2 separate regions of the Homo sapiens genome follow, and region 1 is linked to region 2. A link is a loop called in an ENCODE intact Hi-C map of the cell type or tissue named here. Cell type or tissue: CD4-positive, alpha-beta T cell. All regions are shown on one strand. Each heading gives the region's core, and the rest is flanking DNA. Links, peaks and the distances in the headings are about the cores only. Region 1 holds the start of SELP (selectin P). Region 2 overlaps SELL (selectin L).

Evidence for each region. A loop is a pair of places that touch in the nucleus more often than their neighbours do. Peaks named below come from ENCODE experiments on the same cell type or tissue, not always from the same donor. Only the 100,000 strongest peaks of a DNase experiment are listed, where the experiment ranks them.
Region 1: it touches region 2 in a loop (2.3-fold over the local background); 6 of 110 quality-filtered maps call a loop at or near these places.

What each region holds. Positions count from the first base shown.
Region 1 is chr1:169,628,607-169,645,346 of GRCh38, reverse strand. SELP (selectin P) reads left to right here and starts at 15,223. Exons shown (of 17, transcript NM_003005.4): 1 at 15,223-15,275. The coding sequence starts at 15,273. In CD4-positive, alpha-beta T cell, for the core only: no CTCF peak of the experiment used is centred there; no DNase peak of the experiment used is centred there.
Region 2 is chr1:169,676,081-169,692,820 of GRCh38, reverse strand. SELL (selectin L) reads left to right here. Exons shown (of 9, transcript NM_000655.5): 9 at 1,019-2,154. The coding sequence ends at 1,037. It overlaps LOC107985745 (a long non-coding RNA gene), which reads right to left. Exons shown (of 3, transcript XR_007066727.1): 2 at 9,196-9,352; 3 at 8,889-9,065. Among named protein-coding and RNA genes, the nearest start is that of SELL, 27 kb to the left of the region's middle. RefSeq lists an enhancer at 12,087-12,336. In CD4-positive, alpha-beta T cell, for the core only: no CTCF peak of the experiment used is centred there; no DNase peak of the experiment used is centred there; H3K4me3 peaks cover 509 bases; H3K27ac peaks cover 3,555 bases.

The sequences.
Region 1 (16,740 bases), core at 4,293-12,292, 50 kb after region 2:
AACTTCATAAGAAACTCATTATACTTTCTTTCTTATATATTCTCTTTCAGATATATATTTTAAAGTGGATGTGTAGTGTATGCGTGTGGTGGGAGAAAGGGTAGAATGCATTCCTCCCCTGCAATTCCTTTATGCCTAATATGAAATTGTTCAATTCCTAAAACCTAACAAATATTAGCATTTTGAGAAATAATAGAATTGAGGCTGGGTGCAGTGGCTCACGCCTGTAATCCCAACACTTTGGGAGGCCAAGGTGTGTGGATCGCTTGAGCCCAGGACTTCAAGACCAGCCTGGGCAACATAATGAGACCTCGTCATTATAAAAAAAATACAAAAATTAGCCAGGTGTGGGGGCACATGCCTATAGTCCCAGCTACTCGAGAGGCTGAGGTGGGAGGATCACTAGAGCCTTGGAGGTCAAGGCTGCAGTAAGCTATTATTGCAGTACTGTACCCCAGCCTGGGTAACAGAGTGAGACCCTGCCAAAAAATAAAAAAGGAAGGGAGGAAGAAAGGAAGGAAGGAAGGAAGGAAGGAAGGAAGGAAGGAAGAAAGGAGGAGAGGGAGGGAAGAAGAAATAGTACAATTGGCTGTCTAGGAAAATCCACAGCTTTACGGGAGGCAGTGGGAGGCTGACCTCACCTAGACTTGTGGGACTGAAGAAGAAAGCACGAGATGCACTTTGTGTCCTTTATTCTCTGTGCTTGGTTATTTCACTCTTTCTCTGAACTCTGGTGGCTCTCACCTGTGTGGGCATGCATTGTCTCATAGAGTTATATCTCCTTTCTTCGTGTTTGGCCTGTATCTCCAACTAGATTAAAATCTCCCAGAGGCAGTTTTTAATGCAGACTCAGCAAACTGAGTCTCCTATTTTTGTGAGGTCCCAAGCCCTAGAACAATGGCCTATGGAAAAGACACAATAAATGATTGTTGATGTTGCTGTTAACATTGATGGATGCTGGTTTGAGAGGTCTTATTTCGTTAATTGCTTAATCCTTAAACAAAAGTTTCTCTACAAGGATTGGCTTTTGTTCCACACACTTGCTAACACTTGTTGGCTCTTGTCTTTTTGATAATAGCTGTCTGTGATATCTTATAGTGATTTTGCTTTGCATTCCCCTGATGATTAGTGATGTTGAATACCTTTTCATATACCTGTTGGCCTGTTGGCTTTTTTTTTTTTTTTTTTTTTTTTTGAGACAGATCTTGCTCTGTCATCTAGGCTGGAGTGCAGTGGCATGATCTTGGCTCACTGCAAACTCTGCCTCCCAGTTAAAGTGATTTTCATGTCTCGGCTTCCCCAGTAGCTGGAACTATAGGAGTGCACCACCACACCTGGCTAATTTTTGTATTTTCAGTAAAGACAAGGTTTTGCCATATTGGCCAGGTTATTCTCCAACTCCTGGCCTCAAGTGATCCGCCCACCTCGGCCTCCCAAAGTGTTGGGATTATAGGTATGAGCCATTGCCCTTGGCCCCATTTTTATGTCTTCTTTGGAGAAATCTCTATTCAGTCCTTTGCCCATTTTTAAATTAGGTTATTTCCTTCTCTGCTATTGAGTTGTATTTTGAATATTAACTCCGTATCAGATATATGGTTTTCAAATATTTTCTCCCAATCTGTAAGCTATTTTTCCATTTTGTTGATTGCTTCCTTTGCTGTCCAGAAACTTTTTAGTTGGATATTATTCCATTTATTCATTTTTGCTTTTGCAGCCTCAACTTTTGGGGTCATATCCAAAAAATCATTGCCAAGACCAACTTTAATGAGCTTTCCTCCTGTGTTTTCTTCTAGGAGCTATGGTTTTGGGTCTTATGTTTAGGTCTTTTATCCATTATGAGTTGATTTTTAAGCAAAAAATTAAACTGGAGAAACACTTTCATAAACCATGGGATGTGCCTCTAAATGCTTAATTAGCATTTTTAATTTTTAATAAATGTTTCAATGAAAATTTTTAATGCATGTTTTTATAAATTTGATATCTATTTGTAATTTCAGAGATGTATCTCTAAAGAACGAATGATTGCAGAGACCTGGTATAATCATCATTGGAGGTAACATTCCCCTGAATGCATTAAAGAAAATGAATATTATTAGCTATTTAGTCTTTTATTACCTTTGATCATGGGAAACAGTAGGACAAGTCAACCAGGAAGGTTTCAGGAAACTCTTAACCGCATAATTTTTAATTCAATGATTGGGTGGGGACTCAGAAATTAGCCAGTTCTACGTCCCATTCAACCTAGGCTTTTTTTCTTACGAATTGAAGCATGTTCATGTTTGCCCCACATTTCCAGATCAAAAATACTTTCCCCACCTGTAGTCCCAGCTACTCAGGAGGCTGAGGCACAAGAATTGCTTGAACCCAGGAGGCGAAGGTTGCAGTGAGCCGAGATTGAGCCATTGCACACCAGCCTGGGTGACAGAGTGAGACTTTGTCTCAAAAACAAACAAACAAAAAAACAAAAAAATGATTGCCCAGAAAACTGACCAAAGCTTCCCTGTGTAAACAAGGTGATTTTGACTCAAGCAGACTTAATAACAGAAGATCTTGCCCTGAGATGTGATTTCTGTGTCCTGACACAGATACAAGAAGTAGCTTGATATAGTCTTACTTTTAATTCATCTTTAATTACCAGAGATTTCTAGCATAGAGCTCACCAGAAAACTAAGGGAAGGGGTTCTGAAGGACCTCTTCTCTTAACAAAAATGAGCACTTTTAAATGAGTTTAATGAAAAATCCCATATTTTAATATAGTATTATTTGGGGTGCACTTAAATTTGAATCCCATTTATTTCACTTAACAACTGTGCCATCTTGAGGAAAACAGTTAACGCTCTAATCTTCAATTTCCTTTTAAATAAAATGGACATCAAAATACTGTCTAAGTAGACAGACCAGTTGTGCAGATGGAACCTACCTCATGATGTCGTGGTGAGTATTAAATGAGATATAGCTTTTTAAATGTGTAGCCAGGGTCTGGCCCAAGAATAATGTCAGCTCATAAATATAACAATATCTCTGCTTCCTTTCCTCAGTGACTTTTAAATAATCTATCATGGTGTTCATTTATAAATAGATCACCCATGTGACTATGTTTCTAGTATTCTAGAATGGGTGATAACCCTTCTGTGGTTATCACAGCCTTTTGGTGATCGGAGCGTGCAGACACAGTATGCTTTGGGAAGGATAGAACTTTTTTTAAGGAGAAAAACCACTTCCTAATTTGTCTGTTGATTTTAGAGCATTTTCCTTGTGTGCAAGTTTAACCATTGAGTTTGCACCAAAGAATCCAACTTATTTCACTCAGCTCAAGGGTTTCTCCTCCACACCCTTTCTGACCATCTCTCCACCCCCACTATCAGACTGTCAGATGGCCTCTTGTGGGTCTCTTGTGGGAGTCCCTTTTGTGGGACTGTGTTTATTGACTCCTTGACATTGTCTATAATTATCTGTTTATATGCTCACTTCTCCACAGGTGTTCGAGCTCCTTCAGGACAGGGACTCTGTCTTATTCATCTTTGTGTGATCAGAGCGTAGCTTAGATAATAGCACAGAGCAGGCCCTCACAAAAATATATAAAATGAAAAAATGAACCATGAAGTGGGGCTAAGTGGGTATAAATATGGAAATGTATAGTGTTTCCTGAGGATCCTATTTCTATTTAAGGATATATAGGAAGACAGTTTTTTCAAAGTTCATGTTTACTGTTTGGGACTTTTGTTAAGTTGACTTATTTCCTTGCCTTTCCTTCCCTTTCAAAAACTGGAGAGCAAAGATAAAGAAAAGAAATGTTTGAGCATAATACCACAGGCCAATTCAAATGGCATTTCAGCAAGCAGAGTCACGAGTTCATGAAACTTGTATAAGATACCTTTCTAAAGCTGTATGGGGAAAATTGGCATCTTTTTCCATGACAAGGGGAGAGAACATTAGGAAAGGGACAGACACTTCAGGCAAATGGACCAGAAGTGTTCCATCTCCCTGGGAAGTTTTGTTAAGGACATTAAGCTGTGGGGAGGTTGAATTTATCTTCATTCCTCATCATTATGTTGTATCTCTATCTATATGTATATCTATATCTCCATGTGTATAGTTATACTTATATCTACTTATATATTTGGGAGTTTTTTAGTTGTAACTAGAACAGAAATATATTTTAAAACATCAAAAAGGTTTATGATATATCACTGAATATTAAAAAGCATATTTTAAAACAATGTACAATGTGATTCAGATTCATTGGTGACAGTATTATGAGCAATTTTTCCCCTTCTTTGTGCTTTTCTGAACTTTCAATGTATTTTTTCACAATGAACATATATTAACAGTAAAGAAAAAAAGCTGTAAATTCTTTTTTTTAAATTGTAACTTGTCTTCCTATAACCTATTATTTACAAAGTTCCCTAGTCTTCTGAGTGGAGGAAACAGCTTTGCAGGTGAAATTTTCCTGAAGAAATAACTGTCTCTGATTTGATCTAATGACAGATGGCACATGTGAAAACTCAATTTTAACATAGACCTGGCATAGCCAAGGCCCTCCCTACATCTCTAGCCTCTGTTCCTGCCCCAAGGCCACCATGGCTGTCTCTAGGCTCCCAGGCTGCTTGCTCCAAACCTTGACTGGCCTAGAAAGTTCTCCCAACCTAGACCTCAGCTCCAAAGTCATTCTCTTTATATATATATATTTTATTATACTTTAAGTTCTAGGGTACATGTGCACAACGTGCAGGTTTGTTACATATGTATACATGTGCCATGTTGGTGTGCTGCACCCATTAACTCGTCATTTACATTAGGTATATGTCCTCATGCTATCCCTCCCCCCTCCCCCACCCCACAACAGGCCCTGGAGTGTGATGTTCCCCTTCCTGTGTCCAAGTGTTCTCATTGTTCAATTCCCATCTATGAGTGAGAACATGCGGTGTTTGGTTTTTTGTCCTTGCGATAGTTTGCTGAGAATGATAGTTTCCAGCTTCATCCATGTCCCTGCAAAAGACATGAACTCATCATTTTTTACGGCTGCATAGTATTCCATGGTGTATATGTGCCACATTTTCTTAATCCAGTCTATCATTGTTGGACATTTGGGTTGGTTCCAAGTCTTTGCTATTGTGAGTAGTGCTGCAATAAACATACGTGTGCATGTGTCTTTATAGCAGCATGATTTATAATCCTTTGGGTATATACCTAGTAATGGGATGGCTGGGTCAAATGGTATTTCTAGTTCTAGATCCCTGAGGAATCGCCACACTGTCTTCCACCATGGTTGAACTAGTTTACAGTCCCACCAACAGTGTAAAAGTGTTCCTATTTCTCCACATCCTCTCCAGCACCTGTTGTTTCCTGACTTTTTAATGATTGCCATTCTAACTGGTGTGAGATGGTATCTCGTTGTGGTTTTGATTTGCATTTCTCTGATGGCCAGTGATAACGAGCATTTTTTTTCATGTGTCTGTTGGCTGCATAAATGTCTTCTTTTGAGAAGTGTCTGTTCTCTTAAAGGAGTTTTCCAATTCCTATCATGCCCTTTCATTGTACCACATTCTTTTCTTCCTGAATTTATTTGTGTGATTTTTATTTAATATCTGCTCCCCCACCCCCAACAAAACCATGGGCTTCATGAGATATACTCATGACTGAATCCCTATGCTAGCACACTCTCAGGAGTCTCAAAGGGACTTAGCTATTTCTTGTGTATTTGAATGCACCAGTGTAATGAGATAAATAGAATTCAGAGAGGAACATGGGAGGGAGCACTTTCATTGTGTCCCCTTGGGGTCTAATGAATCAACCAATGAATCAACAAGTATTTGCTGAGTGTCTCTCTGCCCTCTGCTAGATACTTCAGGTGATGGAAGATTAATATAGGAAAGGATCCCTGCCCTCTGGGAATGTATGGTATAATCTGAAGACATAAAAAAAATACAAACCAGATATATAACACTACTAATTAAATTATATTGGAATTATATCCCATTTTTAGTGACAACCCAAATTTTCTACACAGATTATATCCATATGAGAAAATGGTATTGAGCCTGAGTAGCTTTTAAACAAATTCAGTTTTTTCTTCTCATTCCTATTCCTAGAGATTCTTCTTTTTCATTTTCTTTTTTCTTTATTTTTGGTGGGTATGTGTATATGTATGTATGTATGAATTTAACTGTAATTGATAAATAAAAATTATATATATTTATGGTGTACAACACAATGTTTTGATATATCTATACTTTTGTGAAATGGCTAAATTAAGCTAATTAACATATCAGTGACCTCACATTATTATTTTTTGTGTGATGAGAACATTTACAAGCTACTCTTTTTGCAATTTTCAAGTACAGATGCCCCTCAAGTTACAATGATGTTACATCCTGATAAACCCATCATCATAAGCTGAAAATGTTGAAAGTTGAAAGTGCATTTTCAACTTACGATATTTCCAATTTACAATGGGTTTATCCAAGCATAACCCCATCATAAATCTATACTGAATAAATATGGCTCTTGCACCATGATATAGTCAAAAATCCTAAGTTGAAACATTTTATGTCAGGAATCATCTGTATATAATACATTGTTATAAACTGTAGTGACCATGTGGTACAATAGATCTCTTGAACTTACTCTTCCTAACTGAGACTCTGTATCCTTTGACCAACATCTTCCGAATTCCCACACCTCACCTCCAGTCCTTAGTAACTACCTTTCTACTTTCTGCTTCTATGAGTTCAGTGTTTTTAGATTCCAAATATAAGTGAGATCACATATTGGTCTTTCTATGCCTGGTTTATTTTATTTAACATAAAGTCCTACAGGTTCATCCATGTTGTTGCAAATGACAGGATTTCCTTCTTCTTTTTTGGGTTTTTTTTTTTTTTTGAGACGGAGTTTCACTCTTGTTGCACAGGCTAGAGTGCAATGGCGCGATCTTGGCTCACCGCAACCTGCACCTCCCGAGTTCAAGTGATTCTCCCGCCTCAGCCTTCCTGAGTAGCTGGGATTACAGGCATGTGCCACCACGCCTGGAAAATTTTGTATTTTTAGTAGAGACGGGGTTTCTCCATGTTGGTCAGGCTGGTCTCAAACTCCTGACCTCAGATGATCCGCCCGCCTCGGCCTCCCAAAGTGCTGGCATTACAGGCGTGAGCCACAGTGCTGAGCCAAGGATTCCCTTCTTTTTAAAGACTCAGTAGTATTTCATTGTGTGTATATACCACTTTTTTTTGAAAGCCGTTTGTCCATTGACAGACACCTAGGTTCATTTCATATTTTGGCTATTGTGAATAATGCTGCAAAAAACATGGGAGTTTAGCATTTCTTTGACATACTGATTTCATTTTTTTTTTTTGGCTACATACCCAGTGGTGGGATTGTGTCATATGGAGGAAACTCCATACCATTTTCCATAATGGCTCTACCAATTCGCATTCCCAGCAACAGTGTGCAGTGGTCCCTTTTCTTTGCATCCTTACCAACACTTGTTATCTTTCATCTTTTTATTTTTTTTTTTGAGACAGAGTCTCGCTCTGTCACCCAGTCTGGAGTACAGTGGTGCAATTTTGACTCACTGCAAGCTGCAAGCTCTGCCTCCCAGGTTCACGCCATTCTCCTGCCTCAGCCTCCTGAGTAGCTGGGACTACAGGCACCCTCCGCCACGCGTGGCTAATTTTTTTGTATTTTTAATAGAGACGTGGTTTCACTGCGTTAGCCAGGATGGTCTCAATCTCCTGACCTCGTGATCCGCCAGCCTCGGCCTCCCAAAGTGCTGGGATTACAGGCATAAGCCGCTGCACCCAGCCTTTCATCTTTTTTATAGTAGTCATTCTAACAGGTATGAGGTAATATCTCATTGTGGTTGTAATTTGCATTTCCCTGATGATTAGTCAAATATTTTAAATATACCTGTTGGCCATTTATATGTCTTATTTGGAGAAATGTCTATTCAGGTTCTTTGCCCATTTTTAAATTGAGTTATATGTGTGTGTGTGTGTGTGTACGCGAGTGTGTGTGTGCATTTTGCAATTGAGTTTCTTACATATTTTGCATATTAATCTTCTATCAGATACATGGTTTGTAAATATTTTCTTCAGCTCCATAGGTTGTCTCTTCACTCTGTCAATTGTTTCCTTTGCTTTGGAAAAAGCTTTTTAGTTTGAAGTTATCCCATTTGTTTATTTTTGCTTTTGTTGCCTGTGCTTTTGTGGTCATATACAAAGTCGTTGCCAAGATTAATGTCATGGAGCTTTTTTTTTTTTTTTTTTTTTGAGACGGAGTCTTGCTCTGTCGCCCAGGCTGGAGTGCAGTGGCGTGATCTCGGCTCACTGCAAGCTGTCATGGAGCTTTTTATGTGTGTTTTCTTCTAATCGTTTTATAGTTTCAGGACTTATATTTAAGTCTTTAATCCATTTTCCTTTGATTTATGTATGTGAGACAAGAATCCAATTTCAAGCTTCTTTATATAGATATCCAGTTTTCCCAATATCATTTATTAAAGAGACCCTCCTTTCACCATTGAATGTTCTTGGCATCTTTATCAAAAATCAATTGACTGTAAATGCATGAATCTATTCCTTATCTTTCTACTATGTTTCATTGGTCTAAGTATCTATTTTTATGCCAGTATGCTGTTTGAATTACTATAGCTTTGTAGTATATTTTGAAATCAGGCAGTGTGCTGCTTCTAGCTTTGTTCTTTTTGCTTAAGATTGCTTTGGCTATTCAGGATTTTTTTGTGGTTCTATATGAATTTCAAGATTGTTATTTTTTATTTCTCTGAAAAATGCCATTGAAATTTTGATAGGAATTACATTGAATCTGCAGACTGCTTTGGGTAGTATAGACATTTTAACAATATTAATTTTTCAAATTCATAAATATGGGATATCTTTCAATTCCTTTGTCTTCTTCAATTTGTTTCATGGTTTTCAGTATATAGATCTTTTATCTTTTTGGTTAAATTTATTCCTAAGTGTGTTTTTTTGTAGCTGGTATAATGAGATTATTTTCTTAATTTCTTTTTCAGATAGTTTGTTGTTAGTGTATGAGAAACACTGCTGATTTTTGCATGTTGATTTTGTATCCTGTAACTATACTAAATTCATTTATTAGTTCTAAAAGTTTTTTTTTATGAAGTCTTTAGGGTTTTCTACATATAAGATCATGTTTTAGGGTTTTCTATATATAAGATCATGTTGTCTGAAATCATAGACAAGTTCTTGTGATTTGGATGTCTTTTATTTCTTTCTCTTGCCCAATTACTCTGGCTTGGATTTCCAGTACTGTGCTGCATAGAAGTGGCAAAAGTGAATATCCTTGCCTTGCTCCTGATCTTACAGGAAAAGCTTTCAACCTTTCACTATTGACTATAATGTTAGCTGTGGGCTTATGTATATGGCCTTTATTTTGTTGAAGTTACTTTCTTTCCACACCTGAGGGTATTATTCCTTCCTATTGCCTGAGGGCACTATTCCTTCTTTACCAATTGTTATCATAAAATTATGGTAAAATTTGTCAAATGCTTTTTCTGCATATATTGAGATGATTATATGGCTTTTGTCCTTCATTCTGCTAATGTGTGTATCACATTTATAGATTTTCTTATGTTGAACCATCCTTGCATCCCAGGGGTAAATTACACATGATCATGGTGAATAATCCTTTTAATGTGATGTTGTTGCTTTGTAGTTACTGTGAGACTTAGATAAAACATATAATAGTTATAACAGGCTATTTTAAGCTGATAAAATTTAACTTCAAGGATAAAAAAACTCCACACTTTTACTCTCCCTCCACATTTTATAGGTTTTTAATATTTTTCAGACTTTATGCTTTTGATGTTATAATTTACATCTTTTATATTGTGTATCTGTTAACTTATTGTGGTTATAATTATTTTTAATAGTTTTGTCTTTTAACCTTCATTCTAAAGATATAAGTGATTTATACAGCACAATTATAATATTGGAAAATTCTGAATTTGACTGTATTTTTATTTTTACCTGTGACTTTTATACTTTCGTAGATTTTCATGTAATTAATTAACATCCCTTTCTTTCAGCTTGAAGAATTCCCTTTAACATTTCTTGTAAGGCAGGTCTCGTGTTGATGAACTACCTCAGCTTTTATTTGTTTGGGAAAGTCTTTATCTCTTCTTTATTTCTGAAGGATGGGACTCTTGGTTGGCAGTTTTTTCTCTTTCAACACTTTGAATATATCATCTCACTCTCTCTGGGCCTAGAAGCATTCTGCTGAGAAATCTTGTGATAGCCTTATTGCAATTCTTGTCTGTGATATGCTTCTTTTCTCTTGCTGATTTTAGGATCCTGTCTTTGTCTTTGATTTTTGATAGTTTGATTATTATGTCTTGGTGTAGTCTTTTTTGGATTGAACCTGACTGGAGATTTTTAAGCTTCCTGTACCTGAATATTAATATTTTATTTCAGATTTGGGAAATTTTCAGCTAGCAATCTTTAAATATGCTTTCTGACCCCCTTTTCCTCTATTTTCTCCTTCTTAAACTACTGTAATGTGAACATTAGCTCTCTTTTTTAATTTTTAATTTAATTTTTGTTTTTATTTTTTGAGATGCAGTCTCACTCTGTCACCCAGGCTGGAGTGCAGTGGCATGATCTCAGCTCACTGCAACCTTTGCCTTCTAGGTTGAAGAGATTCTGCTGCCTCAGTCTCCCCAGTAGCTGGGATTACAGGCATGTGCCACAATCCCTGGCTAATTTTTTTGTATTTTTAGTAGAGACTGGGTTTCACCATGTTGGTCAGGCTGGTCTTGACTCCTGACCTCAGGTGATCCACTCACCTTGGCCTCCCAAAGCGCTGGGATTATGGCATGAGCCACTGAGTCTGGCTGAATGTTAGCTCTCTTGATGCTGTCCCATAAATCTTGTAGGCTTTCATCATTTCTTTTCATTCTTTTTTCTCCTCTCACTGTATATTTTCAAAAACCTGTCTTCAGTTCACAGATTCTTTCTTCTGCTTGATCAAGTCTGCTACTGGTGATTTCTACTGCATTTCTCACTTCATTCATTATATTTTTCAGCTCCAATTTCTTTTATGATTTCAATCTTTCTGTTACATTTCTTATGTTGTGCATTTATTGTTTCTCTGATTTCACCAAATTGTTTCTCTGTGTTTGCTTCAAAGTAACTGAGCTTCTTTAAAAACAATTATCTTGAATCCATTGTCAGGCCATTTGTAGTACTCCATTTCTTTTGGGTCAGCTACTGGGAAATTATTGTGTTTCTTAGGTGGTGATATTTTAATTTGGGTTTTCATGTTTCTTGCTGCCTTACACTGCTGTCTGAGCATCTGGTGGATCTGCCCCAATTTCAGGCTGTATGGGCTGACTTTGGTGGAGAAATACCTTCTTATGTGGAATAATGCGAGGATGCTGGCTGGGTGGGATGCAAAAGTTCTGACTTCAGTAGGGGCAAAGCTGTGTGGTCTCCATGCAGATCTGTCAGCTGAGGTTGGTGTTAGTGAATACTACAGGGATCCTTAGAGGCCAACACTGTGGGTATCTACAGTGGCAATGAGGCTGTTGAGGTTTTCAATTGTGACAAGTCCTCCATATCTCTTTTTTTCCCCACCTGGGAAGTCATGACTGAGGACATCCCTCTTGGAATTAGGTCTAACTTGCAGGCCTGCTCCTGGTGGTGGTGACACTGGTGTCTGATGAACAGTGCCCATGGAGTGGCCAAGAGCCAAGGCCTGAAGCATGGGCATGCATGGAGGGACCACAGCACCAGATTCAATTGTAGCAATGGTACCAGTGCCCAAGGCACAGGCATACTTACTATCACATTGATAATGGTGTGTAAAATGCAGGTACTTATAAAGCAGCTAAGGAGCCAGGGACTTTACTGCATGCATACGCAGAGCTACAGTGGCTCCAGGATCCAGGGTGTGGGCTAGCTCTCCTTGGTGGCTGAGCTGGTGACTAGAGCATGGACAGGCACAGAGAAACCTTGACTCTAGGACCCAGGGTGTTCACTAGCTCACTATAGTGGTGGCTCTGGTGTTGGAGGTGTGGGTGTGTGTAGTACAGCCTCAGAGACAGGGTCTGGAGCGCAGGTGTGCACATTACTACAGCAGCTCTGGAGTTGAGAATATGGGTTACCTTTCTACAGTGGCTGAACTAGTGTCTGGAGCAAAGACTTTCACAGAGAGAACTTGGCTTGGGGTCCCAGGGTGAGATCTAGTTCACAACAGCAGTGACTCCAGTGTCTGAGACATGAGGAGGTGCACTGCAGCCACAGAGCCACAGTCCAGAGTGTGAATATCTGTAGAGCAGCCACAACTTTTGGGGATCAGGAACACACATAGACTTGTGAGAGGTGGTAACCCTGGCCCCAGTCCTGGGGCAGTGCAACAATAGCTGCTTCTTGGTGAGGGGGTGTGAGGGGTAGTGCAACTGTGTTTCCCTTTTTAGCATCCTGCTATGGGAATGGCTGTTGGATAAAAGATGCCAGTGTCCTCTGTGGAGCAGGACACTGGGGGCCTCAGTGGCTCTGTGTCACATGACTGACACAGATAGCCTACAAATTTCTTTATTCGTAGCTATCTCCTGGTGTCTCATATATGCCAGTCTCACCGGTGATTCTTCTACATGGATATTCTTTCTTTTCTCCATTGTGTTGTTCCAAATTCTTTAACAGGCTCTTGAGCCCCATCCCCCAACTCCCCACCCTTGTGAGGGCTATTTTGGTTTGTGTATAACTGTCTATGTTTGTTTTTTTGTTGGGGCATAAGGCTGACATCTCCTACTCCACCATCTTGCTAATGTCACCTGCATAGGAATCTTTTTATGCTTTCCTTATATTCACTAAAATTTAACAATATCAAACTTAAAAACATATGATCAATTGAACTTATTAATATCAAACTTATTATAAATAAGAAACTACCAGGCTGGGCATGGTGGCTCATGCCTGTAATCCCAACATTTTGGGAGGCTGAGGTGAAAGGATCACTTGAGCCCAGGAATTCAAGACCAGCCTGGGAAATATAGAGAGACCCTATCTCTAGAGATTTTTTTTTTTAATTAGCCAGTAGTGATGGCACACATCTATAGTCCCAGCTACTCAGGAGGCTGAGGTGGGAGAATTGCTTGAGCCCAGGAGGTCAAGGCTGGAGCAAGCAGTAATCATGCCACTGCACTCCAGCCTGGGCCGCAGAGTGAGACCCTGTCTCAAAAAAAGAACCTACTAGTCTACATACCACACTTCCTCATCCCCATCTGAGACTATATATATTTTTTCTAACATGAGGCAATGCCAAAAAGAGGGGCTGGTGAGTGAAAGTAAGAACAGAAAGACATGGAGGCAAGTCTTATAGAATAATAGCCAACACTTAAACTTACACTTAACAGCGTGATAGGTATTGTTCCAAACACATTAAATTCATTTAATGGTCCTTACATGTCTATGTATTTGGTGATTATTATCCTTATTATTCACATTGCTGAGTGTATTATTCTGTTCTCATGATGCTGATAGAGACATACCCGAGACTGGATAACTTATTAAAAAAAAAAAGGTTTAATGGACTCACAGTTCCACGTGGATGGGGAGTCCTCACAATCATGGTAGAAAGCAAAAGACACGTCTTACATGGCAGCAGGGAAGAGAGAGAAATGAGAACCAAACAAAAGGGGTTTCCCCTTATAAAACCATCAGCTCTCATGCGACTTATTCACTACCATGAGAACAGTATGGGGGAAACCACCCCCATGATTCAATGATCTACCAGGTGCCTCCCACAACCTGTGGGAATTATGGGAGCTACAATTCCAGATGAGATTTGGGTGGGGACACAGCCAAACCACATCACTGAGGAAACTGAGTTATAGGGAGATTAGTAACGCCCAACACAGCTGGTAGGTGGTGGAGCCAGGCAGTCTGACTCTAGGGTCTGGACTCTGAACTGCATCATGCTGCCAAGAAGTTCCTCATTTTTTCCTCTCTCTAAGTTTCCCTTATTCCCCTACAGTCATTCCTTCAACAGCATTTCCTTCACCATCTTTTCTACTTCTACTATATAATTAATTTTTTCTTCTTGGTCCCAAATTCCAACGTGCAAATGCAGCCTTATATACCCTAATTCATCTTTACCTTTAGACTTTCTTCCAATGTTTCTACTTCATTCCATTTTAAATTTATCCATGAGATGCCTATTTACAAGCTGTAACCATCATGAAGTGAATGAAGAATAATACCTACTACTGTACAATAGAATTCCAAGAGTATAAATAGGAGTTATGGCTTTCTGACTTGAAACTAAATACTTGATACTTGATTTTGCTGTCTGAGATCAATCTGAAAAGTAATAATAATCACTAACATTTGTTGAGCATCAATTGTGGGCCAAGTGTCATTTCAATCACTCTGTACATATTAACTCATTTCATCCTACAACAACCCGGTGAGGCAAGTTCTGTTATTCTGTTTTACAGTTGAGGAAACAGAGGCATAGAGAGCTTAAGTAGTTTGCCCAGTAGATAGCCAGAAGAGGAGCCAGGATGGGTCTCGGGCAGTTTAACAGCACAGCTGAAGTCTTAACCACTATGCCAACAGCTTTTTGGTCCTACACATCCCATGGGAAGAGGAAAATAAAAAGGTATCTATTTGTATACCTTTTTATTTCTGATATAAGAAGCAGAATTCCTTTCACATGACCTATGTCTATTTAATACGTCATTTTGAAACTTACCAATAAAATTTCCCAAGCGCCAGAAAACTGTTAGTGGCTTTTTCCATTTCTCTCTATTTTTTTTTGTGCTACTAATTTTGCTTCTTTCCCTCAGAAGGCTGCCGGAATAGTAAACATTCACTGACATGTCATAATTACTGGAAAATGGGCACTGGAAAATCACATTGTAATTAATTCAAAGCATGTTTTCCAAATGTACTACTTTAAATTGGAGCTTATATCATAATCCAAGGAAACCTTTGTGTGTGTACTGTTCCCACATTGCTCAGCCTGGGATATCCAGGAGTAATTCACCTTGCGCCTGCCTCCAGACCATCTTCCATGGAAGGGGGTGACCCCTTGCCTCTTGGCAACCACTATTTCTAAGCTGCCAACATTACTCTTGCATTATCAACATTCTAACTTCATGGGAAGGGCTGTGGTGAGTTTCTGGAATGTGAATAGGAAGTTGTTTTTCTAAACAGCCTGACACTGAGGGGAGGCAGTGAGACTGTAAGCAGTCTGGGTTGGGCAGAAGGCAGAAAACCAGCAGAGTCACAGAGGAGATGGTGAGTTTATTTTTTTCTGCATGGGAAGTGGTTGAAGTGAGTTGGAGTGGTATGGAGTAAAGTCAGGCAGGTAAAGGTTCAGAAAGTGAGGAACAGCGATAGCCATGGAGTTTTATGTTGAATTGCCTATTAGATTTTGTGAGTACTTTTAAACTTGCTGTCCACTTTGACCCTCCCAACACCCTTGTGAGTTGAGGTTGCTATTTCTATTTTACAAATAAAGCCATCGTGGTTTACAGAGGCTGTGTTTTATCTAAGCTTCACTGTTAGGCTACATGATGTTGGGATCTGGGGCCTGTCCTCTGGCTCCGCAGCTGCTGTTCCTCCTACTAGAATTTATAGGGGCTCTCTGAGAATAGATCATGGTAAACCTGTCACCCCATTTTCCAAGACTGTACTTCTCTCTGGGATAAATGATGGAATAAATGGAAGACTGGGTAGGTGCCCTGGGACAAGCTTACAATTGAATAGTTTCTCATCCCCATCCCTCCCATTTCTTTCTGTGAGCCTATGAATCTTCTGGGACTGATCTGGAATATCCACATAGTTTCCTTTTCTGCCCTAAGACTCAATCTTGTTAATGACTCAGTTTCTTCTTCTATAAAATGGATATAGTAATAATACTCTATAGTTTCATCATGAGGATTAAATAAGATTTTGCTGAAAAGCATCCAGATCTGAGCCTGACACATAGTAAGTGATTAGTAAATGTTAGCCATTATTGTTACAATAAAAAGAAAATTCTTAGGAATAGTGGGGTTTAGGATTCAGGGAAGATCCAAGGATAGCTAGGCATTTTGAACTCAGCAATGTTATATGCTCATGGATAAGATGCACGTGGTTAGGCTACTTCTAATTCAGGGAAGATCCAAGGATAGCTAGGCATTTTGAACTCAGCAATGTTATATGCACCTAGATAAAATGCACATGGTTAAGCTACTTCCAATTTTCCTCAGACTTTCCAAGAGTATCCCACATAGTCCCAGGGTCCGAAATCCTGCAGTCTGTGGCTATGGAGGAACCAGGCAGGTCTCTGTTTTTGAGCACCTTTCTGTGGGACTCCAGAAAAAAGTACCGCATACACCTGATTCATCCTACTGCTTTGCTTTACTATAGCACACTTTTCAAGTACTTATAATGTGGGTTTCTGTGTTGGGGAAAACAGGAATAAGAGTATGATAAAGAGAAGAGGAAGGAGTTTGAGCCTGTCTTAAGTTTGAACCACAATGACCTAAGGATATGAATTACTTTTGTCCTGTCTTTTTGCATGTCATACTTCTGAATTGGTTAACTTAAATGAGCAGTTATTCCTCTCTTCCTTCTACTCTCCTTGGCATCCTCCTCTATTTCAAAGGTATGAACTTATTGGATCAGAGAGTTCTTTGAGATTTTGATGAAAGTTACAACTTGTCTTTCCCAGATGAAAGCAAAAACATCGACATAAACACCAACCTTTAGAGACAAC
Region 2 (16,740 bases), core at 1,627-9,626:
TCTGGTTCTCCCTTTGAAAGGTGCTGTGAAGACATACCATATTTCATTCTCTCCTTGTCCTTTCCAAGAATAAGACAGTTGTGTCACACAAAAAAAGTGTCACTTATTTCTTTAAACTAAATGTGTTACCATCTCATTAAATTATATCCCAGGATATAATTTATCACGAGTTTATAACCACCACTATTTCATGAGTTTAAATTTTCTCCAATTTCACTTTCCATTTAAGCATGCCTTCTAATTCCTTGACTTTCCACTGCTCAAAATCAATCTACAGCTGGGCTCGGTGGCTCACGCCTGTAATCCCAGCACTTTCGGAGGCCGTGGCAGGTGGATCATGAGGTCAGGAGTTTGAGATTAGCTTGGCCAATGTGGTGAAACCCCATCTCTACTAAAAATACAAAAATTAGCTGGGTGTGCTGGCACGTGCCTGTATTCCCAGCTACTCAGGAAGTTGAGGCGGAAGAATCGCTTGAACCCAGGAGGCCGTGGTTGCATGAGCTGCCTCCGTGCCACTGCACTCCGGACTGGGCAACAGAGTGAGACTCCATCTCAAAAATAAATAAATAAATAAATTAAATTAAATTAAATTAAAATAAACATAAATTTAAAAAATCAATCTACACTGTCCTTCAGACTCATTAGATCTGGAGACAAAGACCGTATGCACCACAAAAATTTCTCCAAGTGGGGTCTGTGCGCCAGTGGCATAAGCATCACTAAAGAGCTTGTTAGGGGTGCAGAATCTCAGGCTCCACTCAGACCTACTGAATCAGAGTCTGCATTTTAACACCATCTCTGAGTGGTAAGCACATGAAAATCTGAGAAGTGCTGCTACTAGGGTTTGCTTACATTTGTTCATCTTCAGAGGTTCCTAAAGCCTGGCCTCTTGTCTGAGATTTCCAGCTGAAAGCATTTCCTTGCTCCTCTTCTCATCTCTAATGAATATTTACCTTTACTACTAACACTCCAAGTTTTGCAATTTTTAAACTCTTATTATCTTTTGTTTTTCTTTCAGTATGAATGACCCATATTAAATCGCCCTTGGTGAAAGAAAATTCTTGGAATACTAAAAATCATGAGATCCTTTAAATCCTTCCATGAAACGTTTTGTGTGGTGGCACCTCCTACGTCAAACATGAAGTGTGTTTCCTTCAGTGCATCTGGGAAGATTTCTACCTGACCAACAGTTCCTTCAGCTTCCATTTCGCCCCTCATTTATCCCTCAACCCCCAGCCCACAGGTGTTTATACAGCTCAGCTTTTTGTCTTTTCTGAGGAGAAACAAATAAGACCATAAAGGGAAAGGATTCATGTGGAATATAAAGATGGCTGACTTTGCTCTTTCTTGACTCTTGTTTTCAGTTTCAATTCAGTGCTGTACTTGATGACAGACACTTCTAAATGAAGTGCAAATTTGATACATATGTGAATATGGACTCAGTTTTCTTGCAGATCAAATTTCACGTCGTCTTCTGTATACTGTGGAGGTACACTCTTATAGAAAGTTCAAAAAGTCTACGCTCTCCTTTCTTTCTAACTCCAGTGAAGTAATGGGGTCCTGCTCAAGTTGAAAGAGTCCTATTTGCACTGTAGCCTCGCCGTCTGTGAATTGGACCATCCTATTTAACTGGCTTCAGCCTCCCCACCTTCTTCAGCCACCTCTCTTTTTCAGTTGGCTGACTTCCACACCTAGCATCTCATGAGTGCCAAGCAAAAGGAGAGAAGAGAGAAATAGCCTGCGCTGTTTTTTAGTTTGGGGGTTTTGCTGTTTCCTTTTATGAGACCCATTCCTATTTCTTATAGTCAATGTTTCTTTTATCACGATATTATTAGTAAGAAAACATCACTGAAATGCTAGCTGCAAGTGACATCTCTTTGATGTCATATGGAAGAGTTAAAACAGGTGGAGAAATTCCTTGATTCACAATGAAATGCTCTCCTTTCCCCTGCCCCCAGACCTTTTATCCACTTACCTAGATTCTACATATTCTTTAAATTTCATCTCAGGCCTCCCTCAACCCCACCACTTCTTTTATAACTAGTCCTTTACTAATCCAACCCATGATGAGCTCCTCTTCCTGGCTTCTTACTGAAAGGTTACCCTGTAACATGCAATTTTGCATTTGAATAAAGCCTGCTTTTTAAGTGTTAACTAGTTTGCCTAGTTTGTTATTTTGAAATTATCATATGTTTTGTTTTCTCCCCAGTGAGATTACATGCTCCTTCAGGGCAGAGTTTGTGTCAGATCCCTGGAGTATCTAGTGCATTACTTGACACTCAATAAATGAATGTTCAAATAAATCAGAAAGAGCATACAGTGCACTGCTGATATAAGTTTCAGCAAACCCTCTTTCTCTATGGCATCTGATGACCTGGGCAGATATCACCTAATGTCAACAGCTGAATTCTTATGAGAGAATAGAGCCCTTTCAGAAGCTAGCTGGAAATACCTCCTTGTCCCATGGCCAATATAGATTTCATACAAATTTGCACACATTATGAGAATAATTTTTTGGTAATGATTACACTTTTCTTTCTCAAAGACATCTCAGATTCTGTATTATAGCAAAAGCTGTTGCAAAAGATTCTCCCTATAGTACACTGTAAATCTTGGATGTGCAAATCACATTCATGTGGTTTAGGGTACATCCCCTGGAGGTGTACAGTGCACACGTGCACAGACACACATGGCAACCCTGACAAAAATGTTTATTCCACTAACACATCAGGGCCAAGGAACCCAAATGGACACTACTCCTTGTAATTATGATGTATATAGATTTAAAAATAAAGTTCTATATTCAAGCTCTAGGATTCCTATATGATCTTAGGAATTACATAATAGTAATCCCATAAATCAAGATTCATAATATAAAATTCTCCAGAAACCTTGGTCTTAACCTCCCTGAGACTTACTTCCTATGCCCATAAAACAAGAATGAAATTTGCCTTGCTTACCCCACAGGGTTATTGTGATGGTACCTTAAGTATGAAACTGCTTTGTGAACTGAATCTGAAACACAGACTTTTTTTTTTTTTTTCCTCACTCAAATCTTACCTTTCATGCTTTCATGGTGTAAGATTCTGGTTCTTATCCTAAGGCTGGAACAGATGGAGCTCTGAGTCCTTATCCTGAGATTAGAAGCCAGGAAGTCTTTCACTTGTGTTCCAATAGGAACTCAGCCCTCAGATTTTCACTGCACAGGGTCAGCTCTGCCCCCTGCACTTCTGCTTGCGGGAGGAGGAAGGGCCTGGGACAGGGAGTCAGAGGCATCAGTGGGAACCCTGCCTCTGTCTCCGTGATGTGACCCTGGCCAGTTGTTACTCTCTCTGAACTTCAGATTTATTTATGAAATGGGGATCCCATTATCTTTGTCACATGATTGTGCTCCACATTTTATGAAATAACTCCTCCTATGCTTTACTCAGAGTACCAAGTTCATGAAATTGTCAGAGTCCCAGGAACACAGAATTATTCATTCCTTCTGATTTGTTCACCCAAGATCAATGTGCCTGGGCTGTATTATTGTAGTTTCCTACAGAAATAGTTCACCAAATTAAAATCTAATTTTTAAAAAATTAGCTGGGCATAGTAGCACATACCTGTAGTCCTAGCTAGTCGGGAAGCTGAGGCAGAAGGATTGCTTGAGCTCTAATGATTTAATGAGAATAGAAAGAAGCAAGAAAGAGGCTTCTTGTCCAAATTGCACTGTGGAAAATGAATAAATGTATTCTTTAGACATCTATATTTTTCCCCTTAAACTTCCTCCCATCTGCCAGTTGACTTCTCTGTACAGTTCTTTCTCCAAAGTTCTTTGCATTGCCCTCTTTCAACTTCAGCAATTTGATTTTTCCCTTCTGTTCAAATGTCCTATTATGGACATTTTATGGAAAGAAAATCTGCCATCACCATAACAGCCTACCCACCATTTATGACAAAGGACAGGGAAATTATTAGGAGAAATAATGAGATCTTTACTTCCCTTTGGCCTTTGTGGCCTTGTCTGATCCAGTGGGCCCCAACATTTTATGAGATATATACAGCCTTCCCTGCGAGACTCTGAAAGGGTTTTAGTTAAAAGTAATATAATAATTATCACGCGTGTCGGTGTGAAGAGACCACCAAACAGGCTTTGTGTGAGCAATGAAGCTTTTGAATCACCTGGGTGCAGGTGGGCTGAGTCCAAAAATAGAGTCAGCAAAGGGAGATGGGGTGGGGCTGTTTTATAGGATTTGGGTGGGTAGTGGAAAATTACAGTCAAAGGGGGTTTTTCACTTGTGGGTAGGGGTGGGGGTCACAAGGTGCTCAGTGGGGGAGCTTCTGAGCCAGGGGAAGGAATTTCACAAGGTTAATCCCTCAGTCAAGGTGGCGCAGGAACAAATCACAATGGTGGAATATCATCAGTTAAGGCAGGAACCAGCCATTTTCACTTCTTTTGTGATTCTTCACTTGCTTCAGGCCATGTGGATGTATACGTGCAGGCTTGGGCTCAGAGGCCTGACATTTCTATCTTCTTATATTAATAAGAAAAATAAAACGAAATAGTGGTAAAGTGTTGGGGCAGTGAAAATTTTTGGGGGTGGTGTGGAGAGATAACGGGCGATGTTTCTCAGGGCTGCTTCGAGCAGGATTAGGGGTGGCGTGAGAACCTAGAGTGGGAGAGATTAAGCTGAAGGAAGATTTTGTGGTAAGGGGTGATATTATGGGGTTGTTAGATGAAACTGTAGCAGGACAAGACACAGACAAAACCCCTCAGACACTGAGTTAAAGAAGGAAGGGCTTTATTCAGCTGGGAGCATTGGCAAGACTCATGTCTCAAAAACCGAGCTCTCCGAGTGAACAATTCCTTTTCCTCTTAAGGGCTTACAACTCTAAGGGGGTCTGCGTGAGAGGGTCATGACTGATTGAGCAAGCAGGGGGAGCAAGCAGGGGGTACATGACTAGGGGCTGCGTGTACTGGTAATTAGAGGAACAGAACAAGACAGGGATTTTCACAGTGCTTTTCCATACAATGTCTGTAATCTATAGATAACATAACTGATTAGGTCAGGGGTTGATCTTAACCACCAGGCCCAGGGTGTGGCATCAGGCTGTCTGCCTGTGGATTTCATTTCTGCCTTTTCATTTTTACTTCTTTCTTTGGAGGCAGAAATTGGGCATAAGACAATATGAGGGGTGGTCTCCTCCCTTAAAACATTTGTCGTATAGAATGATTGGTGATGGCCTGGATACGGTTTTGTATGAATTGAGAAACTAAATGGAAGACACAAGGTCTGCATAAGAGAAGGAGAAAAACAGGTATTAAAGGATTAAGAATCGGGAGAACCCAGGACATCTAATTAGAGTGCCCAAGGGGGTTCAGCATAATTACTTGCTTGGTTGGCAAGGTTTTTGGCTCTATCCTTGAGTTTTTTTTATGTTGTCATATACCAGGCCAGATTGATTTAGGTAAAAACAACACTCTTCATTTAAAAATATGCAGAGTCCCCTTTTTTAGCAGTGAGTAAATTGAGGACTCGGTGATTTTGGAGGAAAGAGAAATTGTAAAGCCAGCAATTGTTTGTTAAAGAAGGATTAGAAATGGCTAGGAGAGAGTGAGTGAGATTGATAGTGTGGTGGAGATAGCTGGGGAGAGGTAGAGAGTGGCATAAGAATGGGAACAAGAATAAGAGTGAATATAAAAGTAAAGAATAGGGCTTTATTAGGGTGAAAGTATTGGAGTGTACCTTGTCACTGAAGATCTTCTATCCACTTTAAGAGAGACTTAAGGGTGGCGGTTTGAGGTAAAACCAGGAGATATCAGTTATGATGGTTTGGAGGAAAAGTATAAATCAGCACTGTAAAAAAGGGCAGGGCATTTACAAGTAGTTGAGAATGGTGAATAGGAGTATGACTAGACAGAAGATTGTAGGGATGACAAGTTTTTGGGGCACAGTTCAAGTTGGGCTGGTGTCTGGAATGAGACTGGGGCCTAATAAAAAGGAGCGTCCATACAGAATCTTAAATGGGCTGTACCTTGTAGCATTTCGAGGACAGGCCCGAATTCTGAGAATGGCAAGTGGTAAAAGTACTGTCCAGTCCTTTTTAAGTTGGAGGCTGAGCTTGGTGAGGTGTGTTTTTAAAAGACCATTAATCAGTTCTACCTTTCCTAAGGATTGAGGACGGTAAGGGGTATGAAGGTTTCACTGAATACCAAGAGCCTGAGAAACTGCTTGCGTGCTTTGACTAGTAAAGGCTTGTCCATTATCAGACTGTATAGAGGTGGGAAGGCCAAACCAAGGAATTATGTCTGACAGAAGGGAAGAAATGACCACGGTGGCCTTCTTAGGCCCTGTGGGAAAGGCATCTACCTATCCAGTGAAAGTGTCTACCCAGACCAAGAGGTACTTTAGTGTCCTGATTTGGGGCATGTGAGTAAAGTCAATTTGCCAGTCCTGGGGTTGGGGAGATTAGCTGGACATGATCAGCAGGGAGAGCACGTGTGTTTTCATGAAGAACTATGCCTGGATAGGTAATGGATGAAGAAGAAATTTGGGTTGACTGAGGTAATGGGGGCTGTCCATGAAGCCTTGCGGCAGTACAGCCCAGGTAAGTTGCTGAGGCTGATGGGTGTCAGGGTCAGTCCAAGTGAAAGTGAAGAGAGGCTGGGATGAAGGGTGCAAATGAATAGTAAAGAAAGCATGTTTTGAGATCCAGAACAGAATAAGGGTTATGGAGGGGTTTTGGAGGGAGGTATTGAGGATAGGAGAGTATATGGGTTTGGCACCATGGCGTGGATAGGCAAGACAATTTGGTTGATAAGGCACAGATCCTGAACTAACCTGTAAGGCATGTCCAGTTTTTGGACAGGTAAAATGGGGGAATTGTAAGGAGAGTTTACAGGCTTTAAAAGGACATGTTGTAACAGGCAAGTGATAACAGGCTTTAATCCCTTTAAAGCCTGTTGTGGGATGGGATACTGGCGTTGACCCAGGTAAGGGTGATTAGGTTTTAATGGGATAGTAATGAGGGTGTGATTTGTTGCCAGGGAGGGAGTAGAGGTGTCCCATACCTGTGGGTTAAGGTAGGGGGATATGAGAGGAAGTGGCAAAGGAGTTGCCACTTTTGGGTTGGGAAGAAGGGCAGCAATGAGATGTGGCTGTAGTCCAGGAATAGTCAGGGAAGCAAATAATTTGGTTAAAATGTCTCAGCCTAATAAGGGAACTGGGCAGGTGGGGATAACTAAAAAGAAGTGTATAAAAGAATGTTGTTTAAATCGGCACCAGAGTTGGGGAGTTTTAAGGGGTTTAGAAGCCTGGCCATCAATACCCACAACATTTATGAAGACAAGGGAAACAGGACCTTGAAGAGAAGGTAATGTGGAGTGGGTAGCCTCTGCATTGATTAAGAAGGGGACGGACTTACCCTCCACTGTAAGAGTTACCAAAAGCATCTGTGATGGTCCAGGAGGCTTCTGAGGCGATCAGGCAGCATCAGTCTTCAGCCACTAAGCCAAGAAGATCTGGGAAGGAGTCAGTCAGAGAGCCTTGGGCCAGAGTTCCAGGGGCTCTGGGAGTGGGTGCTGGGCAAGTTGGACAGTCCGATTTCCAGTGGGGTCCCACACAGATGGAACATGGCTTAGGAGGAATCCCAGGCTGAGGGCATTCCTTGGCCCAGTGGCCAGATTTCTGGCACTTGAAGCAAGATCCTGATGGAGGAGGTCCTGTAGGAATGCTTGACCACTGTGGCTTAGGCATTTTGAAGTTCTTGTGTACTGGAGATGTGGCTGGGGTTTCTCTCACAGTGGAGGCAAGGAATTGCAACTCAGAAATATGTTGCTACTTGGCTGCCTCTACTCTATTATTGTACGCTTTGAAGGCAAGGTTAATTAAGTCCTGTTGTGGGGTTTGAGGGCCGGAGTCTAACTTTTGGAGCTTTTTCTAATGTTGGGAGTGGATTGGGTAATAAAATGCATATTGAGAATAAGATGACCTTCTGGCCCCTCTGGGTCCAAGGCTGTAAAATGTCTAGGAGTTGCTGCCAAATGAGCCATGGAGTGGGCTAGGTATTCATATTTGATGAAAAAAAGCCTAAATACTAACTGAGATGGGAGAGGTTGGATAAAGAAAAAGGAGCATTAACCTTGACTATGCCTTTAGCTCCAGCCACCTCTTTAAGAGGAAATTGTTGGGCAGGTGGGGGAGGGCTAGTCACAGAATGAAACTGTAAGCTGGACCAGGTGTGAGGAGGGGAGGTGATAGAAGGATTATAGGGTGGAGGAGCGGACGCTGAGGAAGAATTGGAGCCTGATTCAGCCTGGCGGGGAGCGACCTGAGGAGGAGCAGTCTGGGGAAGAGGGGAGAGGTCAGATGGGTCAGTAGAAAAGGAAGATTGGAAAGACTCAGCGACACTTGGGGTTGGGACTGAGGGGACAGGCAGGAGGGAAAGAAGGAGGATTTGGGATGAGTTGCATTGGGAACAGAGACTAGGGAGGGACCGACGTGTAAAAGAATGCCCAGATGTCAGGCACCTCAGACCATTTGTCCATTTTACGACAAGAATTATTTAGATCTTGTGGGATGGAGAAATTGAAAGTGCCGTTTTCAGGCTATTTGGAACCATTGTTGAGTTTGTATTGGGGTCAAGCGGTATTGCAGAAGAAAGTAAGGCATTTAGGTTTTAGGTCAGACGTGAGTTGAAGAGGTTTTAAGTTCTTGAGAACACAGGCTAAGGGAGAAAAGGGAGGAATGGAGGGTGGAAGGTGGCCCATAGTGAAGGAGGCAAGCCCAGAGAAGAGAGGGTGGAGACATGGAGAGAAGGGGTTGGGGGGTACTTGCCCCCCAGGAGAGGTGGTGCTTGCCCCCCAGGAGAGGTGGTGCTTGCCACCCAGGCAAAGTGGTACTTGCCACTAAGGTGAAGGATCCAGGCAGGCGTCCCTGCAGTGATCAGACAGCTCTGAAATGTGGGTGAATAATCAGGCAGGCATCCCTGCAGTGATTAAACATCAAGGGAAGACTGTCTTTCCAAGTCCATGACCAGTGCTGGAGTTTTGGGTTCACAGATAGAACACGTTTCCTCTGTCTCTACCAGAAAAAGAAAGGAACTGAAATTAAGGGAAGGGAGAGATTGAAGCGTGGTGCCAAGATTGAAAGGAGAAAGATGTTGAGGGATAGTGAGAGAGGCTGGAGAAGAGAGTAAAAAGAGGCCACTTACCCAATTTAAAATTGGTGAGATGTTCCTTGGGCTGGTTGGTCTGAGGACCAGAGGTCATAGGTGGATCTTTCTCATGGAGCAAAGAGCAGGATGACAGGGGACTGATCTCCCAAGGGAGGTTCCCCGATCTGAGTTACGGCACCAAATGTCACATGGTCTGTGTGAAGAGACCACCAAACAGGCTTTGTGTGAGCAATAAAGCTTTTGAATCACCTAGGTGCAGGCAGGTTGAGTCTGAAAAGAGAGTCAGCGAAGGGAGATAGGGGTGAGGCTGTTTTATAGGATTTGGGTGGGTAGTGGAAAATTACAGTCAAAGGGGGTTTTTCACTTGTGGGCAGGGGTGGGGGTCACAAGGTACTCAGTCGGGGAGCTTCTGAGCCAGGGGAAGGAATTTCACAAGGTTAATCCCTCAGTCAAGGTGGGGCAGGAACAAATCACAATGGTGGAATGTCATCAGTTAAGGCAGGAACCGGCCATTTTCAGTTCTTTTGTGATTCTTCACTTGCTTCAGGCCATCTGGGTGTATACCTGCAGGCTTGGGCTCAGAGGTCTGACAATAATATTTACTTGACATCTTGGTTTGAAGCTTGATCTGGTAGTGGTGTTTTCAATACCAATTGTTTTAACACTGGTAGTAACCATAATGATGATAACAGTAAGTAATGTGATTTCTTTTAAAAGTTTTTAAATCTTGGTTGAGTGCTGTGGCTCATGCCTGTAACTCCAACAATTAGGGAGGTAAAAGGCAGGAGGATTGCTTGAAACCAGAAGTTTGAGACGAGCCTGGGCAATACAACAAGACCCCATCCCTAATTATTTTTTTAAAAGTAGCTGGGCAGAGTAGCATATGCCTGTAGTCCTAGCTACTCAGGGAGCTGAAGCAGAAGGATTGCATGAACTCAGGACTTTGAGGCTGCAGTGAGCTATTATTGCATCCCTGCACTGCAGTCTGGGTGACAGAATAAGTACCTATCTCTAATAATAATAATAATAATAATAATAAAGTTTGTTAGGTTAAACTTATCTTGGCATCCAGTTATCTTAGTAGGCATCCAAATCCCTTTTTAGGAGAAAGCTATCTTTTTTTGATAAGCCTCTAATATAGCAGGTGTGACCCTACAGACGTAGTGTTGGCAGGAACTCAAACAATAGTAATATGTAATTAAGGCACTCTGTGTTAAGAAAACTTAGAGGAGTTAATTTTCTCTGCTCCCGTGAGCACATGAGAAGAAAAAAAAAAAGAGAGAAGGTAATGAAAGTAGAGAGAGAAGAACTAGAAATGTGAGAAGCTGAAGAGCTCTGTGGCGGGAGGGGTAGGGGTGGCAGAAGCAGCCTGGCCTCTGGGGACTAGTATGGATTTAAACAGCATGACTCCTCCTCTGCATCACACTAACCTCTGTAACATCCCACTAGGAATACAAACCCAGACCTGTATTTAGGTTGCTTTGAAGGAGGAGTTTAAGGTGAAGGGGCTGCTTCTTTAGTTTGGGAAAGTGGATATGAAGAAATAGCCATAAAAGGCAAAATTGGGACAAAATATTTTGGTAGAAACAAAATATTTAGAAGAAAATCGGTGCTATGGTGAGCATGAAAATTAAGCTCTCTGAGAATTTTGAGAACTCTTAGAGAGGGTTTGCGGCCAGTATTTTTAATTCATTTTATCTGGATTTTAGAGAGATGGTACCTGACATCTGGTTTACATTCCTCATAGCATTTAATCCCCGGCCATAGATGGTATTGTCCTCATTTTAAATTTTAAGAAACTGAAGCTCAGAGATATTAGTTTGTCTAAGTTCATATAGCTAGACAGTGTCTATAGAGTTACTGAATGTCTGTTTAATAGATAACGAAAGGTAGTTTAAAAGAGCTGTGTGTCTAATGCCATAGAGAAAAGGGAATAAAAAATTACTTAGAATAGATTTGGTTTCAAACACTCTTGCTGAAGTGGGTAGTCCAAAAGTAGGCAGCCAGTTCTCAATTCACAACAAAATCACTCTTGAAAGCAATTTTGAGAGAATAAGCTATGTCTCTTGATTTCAGCATCCTCGGAACTGACCCCTATGTCAGGAAGAAAATAGATCAAAATAGTTGTTCAATGACAAAGGACACAGGCATGTTTAGCAAAAAGAGAGGCTTAAGGCATGGGACAGTTGTCTTCAATTAACCAATTAAACATTTGCTGAAAATGTACGACTGCAAGACATACTACCAGGGGCTATGGACACATAAGGGCAGAGTTCCTATCCCTGGGGATCCAGCATCTGGAAGGGGAGGGAAGGTAAACACCCTGAACTGCAAGCTAAGGCTGTGTGTGCTATGGCTATGCTAAGTGTGCAAGCTCAGAGATGCTGCGGCTCAGAGGAGGAAGAGATCACTTGGCAAAGGGCAACAGAATTCAGAGGCAAAATTAGATCCTAGATCAGGTTTAATTAGAAACCAGGAGGAGAGTCTAGTATCTAAGACAAAGGTATTGAAGTTAGAGATGTTGGACAGGTTATACTGCCTTGGCAGAGACCTGGGGATGAAAAAGAGATAGAGTGGCTTTCAACTCTAAAGCTTATAAAGTTTGTACTCTAGTTTCTGGGAAAACTTGAGCAAGAGTGGAACAGGATCACAATGGTATTCTGGGAAGATTAAGGTGTCAGAGGGTTTAGGAGTGGAGATAAACGGAAGCAGGGGAGACCAGTCAGTGAATGTAATTATTCAGGCGTGATGATGAGGGTGGGGCCAGGAAGGTTCAAGTGTAAACCATTGTGAAGGCTTTGGTCTCTGACTAGTTGGGGTCAGGGAGGGGGGGGGTTGGCTGGGAGGAGGTGTAACAAAGTATTCAGAAAGGAAAATATAAAACAACAGTTCTGGCTAAATATGACTTATGCAAATGTTCCATTTTTCAAAGATCTTGTAGGAAAGTCCCTCCTTTGTTATATTTCCTCTGCATGAACTTAGCTGTTTAATTCTTAATATAAGAGAGAGTCAAGGATGTGGCCAAATTGCCTGTGGATTCACAAAGACCAATAGCGGAGACTGGGAATAGGAAAAGCCCCACATCTAAGGCTTTTAAAAATGTAGATTTGAATCAGTTCTGACCCCTTAAAAGAAAGCAATCTGAGTTTAGTTTCAGAAATGCAGTTTTGACCAAGACCCTAACGCAGACTGGCCGACCCTGTCTCAATGTACCAGGAAGTCTCCAAAAATGCCTCTCCACTGGGCTCGCCTTTGACTGTATAATCAGTTTCATGTGGATTTGGAGTAAACAGGCAGAATGTATAGTTGATGATGCACAGACTTGCACAATTGTGCTAATTACTTCTGGAGCATTAAATGAATATTCTAGAGAAATTACTATCCCTTTAGAAAGTATATACCCATAGCAATGGTTTCCAAACTTTTCTATTATGAGGAACACTCATTAAAGTTAAAAAATATTACAGAAGAAAAGTTATATTTTACTACCCGATAATTGAGAAAAATACAGATGTGCATATAGATTAAAACCAAAAAGGATTTCTTGTTCTGAGAAAAGTTAAAGCCTAGAGATTTAAAACCACTGTTCCTATATCCAGCGATATCTTTAAATATCTTTTATCTTCAGTAGAATGTATATTCACTTGCAATTCACATGCAAAAATAGCTACAAGTAACTCAGGGCCATCTTCTCTTGGACTGTAATGGGAGGAGGCTGACTAGATAACATCTAAGATTCCTTCTAGCTCTGATTCTTAAAGACTCTATGACTTAGGTGTCCTTCCCATCCCTTTGAAGTTTGAGAGCAAATTGAGCAACATTGTGGCTTCACTAAGCTCTGTAACTTGGACAAGTTACTTAAACGTTTTATGCCAGTTTTCTCATCGGTAAAATGGTGACAATGAGGGTACATCCCTCATATGGCAGTTATATGGCAGTTGTATAATACATGTAAAGAATTTAGAACAGTGACTGGCAAATAATAAGCACTAAATAAATGACAGCTACTGGTATAATAATGGTAATAGTTATTATTATTATTAATTTCAGAAGACCTGTGCTTGTATCTGGGTTCTAGTATCTAGTAGTAGTGTGCTATTCTAGTACCCTTCTTAGACTTGGGCAAGAGTGGCCCCTACTCAGGACCCATGCTTTAGAAGTCCTCACTCTGACCCTCCTCCAGCACCCTTTCTACTGTGGGAGAAGTTCACAGAATTAAGAAAACCTGTCTTCTGAGGCCTCCCTTATAGACCACACTACTGAAACCGTCCCAAGCTTGCTTCCAGAACTTGTATGGACTTTTCCAGGTTTTCCTGAGGATGGGCTGTGTCTCTGTGTATGCACAAGGGTGTCCCATTTTGTTTAGGGTTTGGACTTGGAGGCTGGGGTGTTCATACATGTATGTGAAAGGTGATTTAGTAAAGAGAAGGTGGGTGGACTGAAGGCTGGGGACCAACTCACTATGTGCCTCCACATTTCAGTGTGGACTCTGAAGCATCAAAGATTTCTAAATTCGAACCCCAGCTCATTAGGAAGGTATGTCTGTCAATATAGAAATTGGAGCACATTTTATTTAGCAGTTTTAAAGCTTGAATTAAAATGCTTAAATATCTAGTTATAGGATATGTGGGCCTTCATTTGTATCTTTGCTTCATTCTTTACAAATAGTAGAGCTAGCTTTTTTTTTAACCCTCAGGCTCCTCATGTGTAAAGTGGAATTAATTATGGCTGCCTCATACAATTGTGGTGAGGATTAAACATGACAACATATAATAGCACCTAGAACAATATATTCAGTAAATTTCTCTTTTTCTCTGGATTACACTTGATTTCATAGACATATGTGTACTTTACTCAACTATTAGCCAATTCTACTACAGATGTAACATGAACAAAAGTAGACCATATAATAGACTATGAAGCAAATGTCAATAAATTTCAATGATGTAGAATCATACAGGTTAACTGTTCTACTTGTTATAAGTTAATAATAAAAAGGTAAATTACTTAAAATCCCAATATGCTTAATAATTTAAAAATATTTAAATAACTCATAAGTTCAAAAGTCACATAGCTCTCACCACAAAAAATGATAAGTATGTGAGATAATGCATACATTAATAAGCTAAATTTAGCCATTCCACAATGTACATATATTTCAAAGCCATATGCTGTGCACAATAAATATACACAATTTTTATTTGTCAATTTAAAAAGTTAGTTTTTAAAAACCAAAAAGAAACTTTAAAGTATTCTAATTGAATAGAAATTAGACAATAGAAATATCAACAATTTGGGGTGCAGCAAAAGAATAACAAGGAAAATTTGTAGTTTTAATGCTTATCCTAAAAAAGCAAAGCAAGCTAAAAATTAAACACCCAACTTAAGAAGTTAGAGAAAAATTGAAAGAATAAACCATAAGGAAGTGGAAAAAAGAAAATAATAAACTTCAGAAGTTAATAGAAACAAGGAATAAGAGAAGATCAAAGAAGATAAAAAAATAGATGAACATCTATGACACTCATCGAGGAAAAAAGAAAAGTGGTATAAATAGACAAAATCTGGAGTACATAAAGAATATCTCTAGAGTAGGTAATTTTTTTAATTAAGAAAACATTAAGAATAACTTAATTAAAATATATTGGGTAATACTCAAAATAGCCAAAACAAATTCCCCAAAAAATTACTTGCCAAGGATTGTTTGCCAAATATTTCATAAGTCTAAAATATCCTTAATTTAAAAACCAGATAAAAATCGGCAAGAAGGAAAAATAGTCCAATCCCATTCACAAATATATGTGAACAAATCTTAAACATAATACTGTATAGCAACCAAATATAGAAGCAAATAAAAAATATAGCCTCATGCTCAGTTTAGGTTTATTTCTGCAATATGAGTGGAATTTACATTAGAAAATTTCTAACCATTAAATCACCATATTAACAGATTAGAGAAGAGAAACCATATAACCACCTCAATATTGCAAAAAGGAATTCACGATTTTTAAAATGGAAAGAAAAAACTTTCAGCAAGCCAGAAGAGGGGATTTCCCTTACTAAAAAGGAGTACCTTCCAAACATTGCAAGAAACATCATATTTAATGGGGAATCGTTTGCAGCTGTGTCTCTATAATCAGGAGTAATTCAATGATGCTGACTGACAATGTTGGCCATGAAAATGCATCACTGGCATCTCCTGTGGGGGAGCAGAGTTGACTGAGTTGACTGAGTTGACTGACAGCCCAGCCCCAGTTGCTACCCCTCTGGATCTAACATGACTTTTTTTTTTTTTTTTTTTTGAGACTGAGTCTCCCTCTGTCGCCCAGGTTGGATTGCAGTGATGCGATCTCGGCTCACTGCAAGCTCCACCTCCCGGGTTCACGCCATTCTCCTGCCTCAGCCTCCCAAGTAGCTGGGACTACAGGCGCCCACCACCACGCCTGGCTTTTTTTTTTTTTTGTATTTTTAGTACAGACGGGGTTTCACCGTGTTAGCCAGGATGGTCTCCATCTCCTGACCTCTTGATCCGCCTGCCTTGGCCTCCCAAAGTGCTGGGATTACAGGCGTGAGCCACCCTGCCAGCCTAAAATTCTACAGCTCTCTGTGTGATTATAGTAATGATCACAACCTGTCACACACATCTTCCTATTGTGTATGACCCTTCTACCAGATGATTAACTCCTGAAAAATCAGTCATGGCCAGATACCTAACTCCTGAAAACTGCTCACAGCTTGTGCACAATACATGTTAGAATTAAATTAAGATCAAAACCTAACCTATTTATGCCTTGCAAATAAGTGTAAAAACATACTAATACAAAACATTTTTACTTATTCCATCAGCCTTCATTACAGTGATAATAGAACGAGTATCAGTGTGGATCTAAACCCTGCAGTTTCAGTGAGCTGCAAGATCATTTCAGCTCTATATTTTCTTCAGAATTCTTCCCTGAAACCCTACACAATTCTTCCCTGAAAAAATAGTTCCAATATGTAATTAGCCTAGCATTACAGGCTAAAGGAAGTTATTTACATCTAGCTTAAATTTGTCTTGCTGCAACATCAGTGTATTTTTCTTCTTCAGGGGAACTGATGTAAACAAATGTGATTGGCTGATTCTTCCACAGAGGAAGAGTCAATATTCTAGTTATAGTTAACCCAAGATTATTTCTTTCTGCCAATACTTGAGTGTTATTAAAAATTTTAATAAAAGCTGGTGGTGGTCCTGAACTATTACTACTGGCAAAGAGTCTGCTTCTCTGGTTAGGGTTTGCATTTCTCTCACCTGTGGTGCTGTTCTAGGCTGTGCCACTTCCTCAGAGCAGGAGAGAGAGAGTGGGGTGGACCAACTGGCAAAATTCCCTGAGGTTACAGGCCACCATTTCCCCTTCCTGCTCTATTGAAATGTAACGACTGAGTCAAACCCTAGCCATCCCCCAGGTTGACCCTTTTGTGTACCAAACTATGACTGTTCACCAGACACTTAAAGATGATGGCCATAAGAAAGTTCTGGGAAAACTTGTGGGCTGGAGTCCTGATTCATGCACCAGGCATCAACAATAGCAGATGCAAACACAGACA